Regions from separate parts of the Homo sapiens genome. Here region 2 is linked to region 1. The links are chromatin contacts, found by Hi-C or POLR2A ChIA-PET in ENCODE. All regions are on one chromosome and are shown on one strand. Each heading gives the region's core, a stretch centred on a gene start or an enhancer-like site at or near the end of the contact. The rest is flanking DNA. Distances are from core to core; before and after follow the strand shown.

What was found. Hi-C counts contacts between places; a loop is a spot of excess contacts on that map. ChIA-PET counts read pairs that join two places held with the same protein, here RNA polymerase II (POLR2A). Pooled maps may share reads with other maps.
Region 2: a map of endothelial cell of umbilical vein shows a loop between it and region 1 (5-fold over the local background). The contact joins two enhancer-like sites. A Hi-C loop is called at or near these places in 2 of 168 maps with a recorded cell type or tissue (PC-9 and endothelial cell of umbilical vein) and 3 of 50 pooled maps. POLR2A ChIA-PET finds 5 or more read pairs at or near these places in 2 of 52 experiments (MCF 10A and WTC11).

Annotation. Positions count from the first base shown.
Region 1 is chr11:102,009,122-102,013,679 of GRCh38, reverse strand. No RefSeq gene overlaps it. Among named protein-coding and RNA genes, the nearest start is that of CFAP300, 36 kb to the left of the region's middle. RefSeq lists enhancers at 1,558-2,757, 3,043-3,669. Within about 2 kb of position 2,424, at least 6 of the 41 ENCODE cell types and tissues checked have a DNase peak (open chromatin) inside an H3K27ac peak, as active enhancers do; they include PC-9, where a contact is called at or near this core.
Region 2 is chr11:102,224,711-102,229,268 of GRCh38, reverse strand. It overlaps YAP1 (Yes1 associated transcriptional regulator), which reads right to left. Exons shown (of 9, transcript NM_001130145.3): 8 at 1,688-1,800. Among named protein-coding and RNA genes, the nearest start is that of BIRC3, 90 kb to the left of the region's middle. Within about 2 kb of position 2,413, at least 7 of the 41 ENCODE cell types and tissues checked have a DNase peak (open chromatin) inside an H3K27ac peak, as active enhancers do; they include PC-9, where a contact is called at or near this core.

The sequences.
Region 1 (4,558 bases), core at 1,175-3,674:
TCTGGGGGCTCATCATGCTCGCTACAATTAAGGAGCCCAGCTCTGTAATAGAGGAGGCTTGATCTCCTCTCATACCTTCAGTCCTGGCCTACAGAGCAGAGCCACCACTGAAGTTCTTCGTGATATCAGTGCCCCTCTCTCACTACTCCTTGTTAAGAGCTAGCATTTACTCCACCTGAGAAGACCCTACTGAGGCCTTTCCACCACAAGGCAGCCAGAAACCCCTCACAGTTACCCTCCGTCTGCTGACAAGCAGATAACTAGTGTTAAATCCCAGCCCAATACAGCTGGGGAAGTTCTAGGTCTGAAGGATCTGCAAGAAGGATCTGCAGGAAGAGGCAGCAGCATCACTGAGATCTTGTTGGTTCCTGCAGTCTCCTAATGGTAGGAGAGATAGGCACCGATTTGGGAATCCAGTGACCAGGAATTCTTGGGGCTACCCACCCAGATGTTTCAGGGCTCTGGTCTTTTTGTGACAGATCTGCCTTGCCTGATAAATGCCTCTGCAGCTCCTTATTCTAAGTCCTATGATTGCCCCGCAGCTGAGCTCTCTTCCACTGCAGGGTGATAAGGATCTCTTTGTAAGCAATACCACCGCAAGTGCATCCTGGCTCTCATACTTAACCTTTAGTTGTTAACTGCTCTCAGTTTCTCATCACTCTGAAGGTTTTCAATTCAACTTAGTAATAACTAGCTACTGTCTTTGCAGGTGTTAGTCCCACTGCATCTTTTAAATGCCTGGATTCTTGAATTGGCAAGCCTGTTTTTCTCAGGGAATGTTTCCCCAGGTCATCACCTGTGAAATAGTGGCAGTCGAGCCACTACCTTGAGCCAGGGACAATCTGTGACCCACTCTCCACTCAGCATGGGGTTTTCCTTGCCATTCAGTGATTCCATCCCCAATCTCCACCTTTTAGCCTGCTTTCTTGGACTGTTCCTGGTACCAACTATGTCAGTTAAGTTCCTCTGAAAAGCAGATCTCAAGATGGAATTAGAGGTGTATGAGATTTATTGGGAAGAAACACCTGTGAAGGATAAAGGTTATGATGTTATGATGTGTGTCTGACACATGTGAAAAGAGCATGGGAAGGAAGAAGTAGCTCTGAAAAAGGAAGTCTTGCCCAGGCCTATTGAGGCACCCATATGTAAAGACTATCCACCAGAGAAGTCCCTCACTGGTTAAGAATTGTCTGTTTCTGGGACACCCACAATTTTCCACAGTCTTCCACAATGTTCAGTCACTGGGAACAGTCTGCGGGGAGAAAGGCATTGATGTGAACACCATGGTGGATGCAGGAGGTACAGCAGGTAGGGGCTGTCAGCCAACAGTCTCTTTTGCGCAGGTTATCTCTTGAAAGGAAATCTGAGCGGTGCGTGTTCATAACTACCATAGCTATTGTAGCTTGATACAACGCCTGCTTTGCTGTAAATCAGGTTTATTTGCAAGAGTTTTTATTTATTTTTATATGTATTTTGATTTTTAATATGTACTTTATTGATTTTTATATGTATCTTGTGCCAGTACCACATTATCTTAATTATAAGAGCTTTTGCTGGGTGCCATGGCTCACGCCTGTAATCCCAACACTTTGGGAGGCTGAGGTTGATGGATCACTTGAGGCCAGAAGTTTGAGACCAGCCTGGCCAACATGGCAAAATGCTGTTTCCACTAAAAATACAAAAATTAGCCTGGCGTGGTGGTGCATGCCTATAATCCCAGCTACTTGGGTGGCTGAGGCAGGAAAATCACTCGAACCCGGGAGGTGGAGGTTGCAGTGAGCTGAGATAGTGCCACTGCACTCCAGCGTGGGTGACAGAGCAAGATTCTGTGTCAAAAAAAGGAGAGAAAAACAAAAAGTCTTGTTATTTGATAGGGCAAGTACCTCCACGTTAGTCTTCGGACACAGGTGTATCTGGGCTATTCTTGTTCTTTCCTCTTTCACATAAATTTTTAGATCATCTTGTCAAATTCCACAAACAGGCCTTGAGTGTTTTAGTTGGAATTGCATTGAATGTTTAATATCAATGGGAGGAACTGACATGATATTGAGTTTTCAAATCCAAGGATATGGTATATACATCCATTTATTTAAATCTTTTAAAATGTCTTTCAATATTTTAATCTTTTTTCCAGAAAAGGCTTGCATATCTTTTTAAAGATTCAGAGTTGGCATTTTAAATTTGGTTATTTTTGTAAATGGTATCTTTTAAAAAGTTACAAATTTTTTTTTTTGGTCGTTTCTTGCTGGTGTGCAGTCGTGCCTTTCAAAACGGACCTACCTTGAGGCAAAGGGGCCAGGACTTCATGCCCCACATCAACCAGGCATTGGATAAGGGCGGCCCTCAGGGACTGGGTGTGGCCCCGTGTGAGGAGTCTCTTGGCCTGCGGGAAATGCCTGGAGAGTGACTCAGCTGAGAGCTGTCAGCCGCCGACATTCCTGTCAGCTGGGGAAAGACTCCTCAGGTCCTGACGGGACTATCTCAGCAGCAAGCCCTCAGCAACCACTAAATGCCTTCTAATGGGTTAAAGAAATTCTCGTTTATTCATAGTTTTAAAGTTAAATGTTCCTGCTTTGGCAAAAGAAGGAGAGTGGTCCAGCTGTCTTGCATGACATTTGGATCTGGGGTTTAACTGTTTGTCTAACAGACTTCCAACTAATCATTACTGTTTCAGTCTTACCTTTACCCCCAGTTTGCAGAACTACCGGATGACTTTCAAACCTGGGCCTTTCTGGTTTTGCAGGAAAGACTGGCTTGCTTTAGGCTTCCCCTACTGCCAGCATAGGTTTTAGCTTTCTTTGATTATCTAAATCAGTTACCACTTCATCACCTGCTTTCTAACCTTCCAAGTTTTGGCGCTGTCTTCCCTTGTTTTCTCTTTGTCTTGTACTCCCTCCTTTTATTTTATTATTACTTACAACAATTGAGACATCTAGGGTATCTCTTTCTCTGTTTTTTTGAGACAGAGTCTCACTCTGTCGCCCAGGCTGTCGTGCAGTGGCGCGATCTCGGCTCACTGCAACCTCTGCCTTCCGGGTCCAACCGAATCTCCTGCCTCAGCCTCCCGAGTAGCTGGGATTACAGGTGCCTGACACCACGCCTGGATAATTTTTTTGTATTTTCAGTAGAGACGGGGTTTCACTAGGTTGGCCAGGCTGGTCTCAAACTCCTGACTTCAGGTGATCCGTCTGCCTCAGCCTCCCAAAGTGCTGAGATTACAGGCATGACCCACCGTGCCTGGCTGCTATCTGTCCTTTTTAATCCTTGTGATTTAAGTAGGGCTTCAGGAAAGAGCAGAGGTATAATAATGCTTCCAATTGCTCTCTTGCCTGAAAGCCCTGTTTGATTTGGAGATTTATGAAGTATGGGCAAAGCAGGCTGAGTTTGACACATGCTGTTTCTAATGCCTGAAATTACATCCTCTTCCATCCTTGCTTGTCTAACCCATCCTTCAGCCCTCACTTTGGTAGTCACATTTTCCAGAAAGCCTGCCTTCACAGCCCAAGTCCTGGATTAGATGGCCCTTCTAGGCAATCTCATTATAATCTGTGTTCACTCACACTTTGCTGTAATTGCCTGTTTGCCGGTCTTTAAGATCTCATAGGCTAAATGTTTTGATTAGTGGGATTGTATTTGATCTCTATTGGAGTCCCTGGTCCCAAGCATAGAGATGATTTAAGAGGTACTCAGTAAAGTTGTATTGAGTGAATACGTATTACATAGCTTTGAATTGATTTCTGATCAATGCAGTAACTTACAAAGTTCTCACTTTCTGCAAATATTTTTTTCATTCTTTCTTTGCTGGGCTGGAGAAACCAAAAAGGCAAAATACTAGTTTTATTTCCGTGGACATTGGAAGCTTTAACTAATGTCATTTAAAAAGTACTTGGATTTCATCTTTAATATGAAGAGTTAGATGGAGTGGCTGATGTATAAATTTCTTTCTTTAAAATTATTTGAAATTCTTGGAAAGTTTTCTACTTAATCTTTAAAAAAAGGCATTGTAAAAAATCTCTGGAAGAAAGGCATTATGACAACGACTGCATATACAATAAAATATGAGGATAAAATATTAAAAATGGAAAAGAGATTTTTAATGAGTTTTAGGTGTTCATAAATATTGTTTAGGTCATAATCCATTTTAGGAAATATAAGCAACATTGATAACTTTGGCAACCTTTTAATATAAATTAATTTAAAATTGCATATCATATTTACCATTCTGTAGAGCAATACTCTTAGTGCTTTCATACTTTGCAGTCAAAAGTGCCACTGTGCCTGGCCTGGATGGCAGGAAGATTGCTTGAGCCCAGGAGTTTGAGACTAGCCTGGGCAACATGGCAAGACCCCATCTCTTTAAAAAAATTAAAAAAAAAAAGGGCCATCCAATGGAACAAAACTCAGACTGATGTAACCTTTCCAAGATAAAGTTCTTGGAGAGTTTGTTTTGACTGATACTTATATACAGGAGATAACACAAAATTATACCTACTCATCTTCTGATTCTGAAGGTCCAGGCCTCCTTTTACGAATATTTGTAGATAAGGAATACCCTGGA
Region 2 (4,558 bases), core at 1,164-3,663, 220 kb before region 1:
AGAAAGACTGCAAGAATACTTTATTCTACCCTTAGGAGATGCACCTTCCTAACAGCAAAACAAGCCTTCCCAGAGGGCTTTGAATAAATCCATCTTCCTAGCCTTGCTTCTAGGTTTCCCAAACTTACTTGGCCACAGAGCCTTTTTTGCATATGACAACATTAACACTCCTCAGAGCTTCAATAGAACATACTTTCAGAAAAACTAACATAAACCATTAAGTGCTACAGGGGTCTGGAGAAGAGAGCAATACAGATTAGAGGAGTAAGTAAAGGTGTTGTGTGTGAAATGGGTTTGAAGTGGCTCCTAAGGATGATTTAACATCTAGATAATCAGAGAGGAGGGGTAGTGTGGATTCTAGAAAGCATCAAAGCCAGGAGCTGGATGAATACAGGCACAAAAGCCTTGCTAAACACTTTCAGAATAGAAGCAGTTAGTGAAAGAGTTGGTAGCTAAAGAACAGCTTCATTTCCCTGCCAATTCATGCACTCTGGCAGTTGTCAACTCTAGGGCAATGGTTGCCAGGTAAGCCACAGGAGAAATGCTTCCGTAATTACCCCTGTGAGGCAGGTATTTCTTAGCTCCTGCAAGACCCCTGCAACTATTCTTTTTTTTTTTTTTTTTTTTTTTTTTTGAGACGGAGTCTTGCTCTGTCACCCAGGCTGGAGTGCAGTGGTGTGATCTTGGCTCACTGCAACCTCCGCCTCCCGGGTTCAAATGATTCTCCTGCCTCAGTCTCCCGAGTAGCTGGGATTACAGGTGCATACCACCACATGTGGCTAATTTTTATATTTTTAGTAGAGACAGGGTTTCACCATGTTGGCCAGGCTGGTCTTGAACTTATGACCTCACGTGATCTGGCTACCTCGGCCTCCCAAAGTGCTGGGATTACAGGTTTAAGCCACCGCACCTGGCCTTCTGCAACTATTCTAACAAAGTAAGTGAGCCCCACCTCCTAGTCTTTCCCACCTGGTTTCCTGAGCCCCATAACACTTAAGGTGGACCAAAAACTCTTAGAGAAAAGATGAAGACAAACACTGAATTACATGTAGACATCTCTCAAAATTAAGGACACTAATCTATAAGGAGAGAGATGTTCTAACAGGGTTGTCAGTTTGTCCTGCCAATTAAGATCAACATGCTAACATAAGTCATGTTATCAGAGTTTTATTCAAATAGAGCTAATATATCCAATTTATGATTTTTTTTTTTTTTTTTTGAGAAGAGGTCTCATTCTGTCACCCAAACTGGAGTGCAGTGGTGTGATCACCGGGGCTCAATCCATCCTCCCACCTCAGCCTCCTGAGTAGCTGGGACTACAGGCATGTACCATGACAGCTGACTTATTTTTGTATGTTTTTTTATAGAGATGGGGTTTCACCATGTTGCCCAGACTGGTCTTGAACTCCTGGGCTCAAACAATACACCCACTTTGGCCTCCCAAAATGCTGGAATTAGAGGCATGAGCCACTGCACCCGGCCAATCCATGATATATATTTTTTTAAACTAGGAAAAGACAAGTTACAAATCACCGTATAGAGACAAAGCAGGATCAATTTAATTCAAATTTACAGGATTTTAATTGGTTTTCTTCTGAATCATCTTTGCTTACAATACCTTATGAGACCTGGTGATAACATATCCCACTGTTAAGTCAGGTTACTAAGAGGAATAAAGAATACCAACCTGTATCCATCTCATCCACACTGTTCAGGAAGTCATCTGGGGTTCGAGGGACACTGTAGCTGCTCATGCTTAGTCCACTGTCTGTACTCTCATCTCGAGAGTGATAGGTGCCACTACATAAACATGACAGTTAAAGACCAACACAAAAAATTTTAAAAATCAATTCAAGGTAAAAATAAACACCTGCTGAGCAGCAACATAATTCTCAAAGAGGATTAGTGAAAATTCCTGTCCTGCAATGTCTGAAACAAGCACCCTCCCTCAGGGCCATAGACAGGGCTTGTGCTATGAAGTGAAATAGACAAGTTAATCCTAATTGAAGCTGGCAGCTCTAAGGAACCAAGATTTCTCCTAAGGTTCTGTGCTTGGTGACAATAAGGGACAAAAAAAGATACCCCCAGTTAGTTTTCCTGGCTGACAGAAAATTCTCTGCATCAGTATTCTCCTCTCTGTAATATCATTTGAATCTGGGGGTGCGGAGGAACCCATACAACTTACTTGTCCCAAGGCCTCAATTCTCCAGGTGGTGGTGGCACAGAGACGTCACAACACAAACTCCAGGTGGGCGAGGAGACAGGTCTGCACTAGACTCAAGTTAAATTCCTAGCTATTGTGCAGAGAACATAAGCCAAGGAAAAATCAACCCCAAATAAACCACCAGAATTCCTTTTAGGACTGAGCCAAAATAGGTGAGTCACTGCCAATAAGATAAGAATACTCGTGGCTTGATCTCCTTGCTTCTGTGTTTGGGCGGGGGAGGAAAAAGCCTCAAACACTTCAGTACGAAACGAAACGGGAAATCATATAGCTCCAGTTAAAGAAAAGAGCAAAACAAAAAACTGCAAGGCACATCCCTTGAAAATAAAATGACCCAACACAGATTTTCACTTTAGACTAAGTAAGGTTTCCCAGATTTACATTAAAAGTATGGTAAATATCCATTACCCTGAGAAATAGAACACTTTCCTAAGCTAGTAGCATCTAGACATCAGCTGGCATTCCCTGAGTTCTACTAACTCTACAAAATCTTAGAGAAACGCATAAAATCAAGGCAGCTGTTATTCTTCAATGGTCTGTGTGAGTGTGAACTTCAACTTTCTCTACGGCTTGTACATTTAATAAGCAGCTATTTAACTTACATAAAAGTTAAAAAATAAAAACAAGTTTAACAATTGCTCAAGGCTAAAAGCTCAGTCAATACCCCAACTGCCTTCCCTAAATGATGCAATGCATTTGCCTTGTTCTCTCTCTCCCCTCATTCTATATACTGCCATCACTGGTTTACTCTAATGCTTCTGCCAGATTTTGCCAAGGCTCAAAAGCCTCACACAGATCCAAGAAAACACACATTTGCCTCTGAGACCATTGGTATACAATGCAGCCATATATGAGAAGGCCTCAGGATGTGGTTTGTTTGTATTTTGCCTGCCCTGATCTGGGACAAGAGCCTGGTCCTAGTCATCACTCTATTCGGCTGCTAAGCATGGGACACACATCAGACATTTTAGTCTATTACTGAATAACTGAACTTACAGAGTTGCGCAGAGTTCATTCCAAACCACAGGGGAAGCACATGGGCATTCCTGAGGACAGAGTTTACAGGGCCATTTTCCTGGTGAGGAACTGCTCCCTGCAGAACCCCACTTCCTACAGGCCCCACTCATTCAGTAAACATTCACTGAGCATCTGCTACTACATGACAGGCATTAGACTAGGCTTTGAGGATAAAGAGGTTAACAATCACCACCACCTACAAACAATGTTTTGTGAGAGGCTCACAACTTCAAGGAGGGAAATGAACAAATATACTAATGAATCATATTTAGGGGCTATATGAACTCAGATGTAAGCACAGTGCTTTCAGAACAAACAGGGAGCTTAGAAGTAAAGGGTAAAAGTTTCATGGAGGGGGACATCTGAGTGAGCTTTGAGGGTAAAAGTAAAAGGGAACTAAGGGAACTCAGCATTACTACTAAGAGTCAATGCCAAGGCAAGTTGGGGCAAAAAGTATTTAGAGCTTAAGGAATATACATAAATCAAATAGTAAACAAGGGAAAAACCATCAAGAGGTTTTTTTGTTTGTCTTTTTGTTTTTTGAGACCAAGTTTCACTCTTGTTGCCCAGGCTGGAGTGCAACGGCATGATCTCGGCTCACCGCAACCTCTGCCTCCCGGGTTCAAGCGATTCTCCTGCCTCAGCCTCCCGAGTAGCTGGGATTATAGGCATGCGTGACCATGCCCAACTAATTTTGTATTTTTAGTAAAGATGGGGTTTCGCCATGTTGGTCAGGCTGGTCTCGAACTCTTACCCCAGGTGGTGGTCCACTTGCCTTGGCCTCCCAAAGTGCTGGGATTACAGGCATGAGCCATCATGCCCAGCCAAGAGTTGTTTTTTTTTTTAAAGAAAAAAAAAGTCAAAGTCAGATGTATGTTATTATTAGAAACTGGGGGTACTGCAGAGAATGCATATACAATTCTGCCCTTAGATTAGTAACACTGATTATCTGCCACTCTGATCTTCCCAGAAAATAGAATCTCAAATTGTAGCCCAGCTCTCATCAAAAGTTTTAAGAAAAAAAATCTTCATAAGTGACTGTCAGAAGGATATGCAGCCTATCCATTTTTAAAATGGTCTAATTTTTATCCCTGGGATTAATATAGCCCCTTCAACAAGACAGGTACTGGAATTACATGGATATGAAATTTTCCTTGTTGGAAAAAAAGTTCTGAGGCTATGCCTCTCTTAATTAGCCTCAGTTTAAGTCTAGAACTATAATCTTATATAAATACACTTACTTTTAGAACTTTAAAGTGTATGTCAGAAGAGTAAATACAAACTTAAAATACATTTTAGATGGTCTTCAAAATCAAA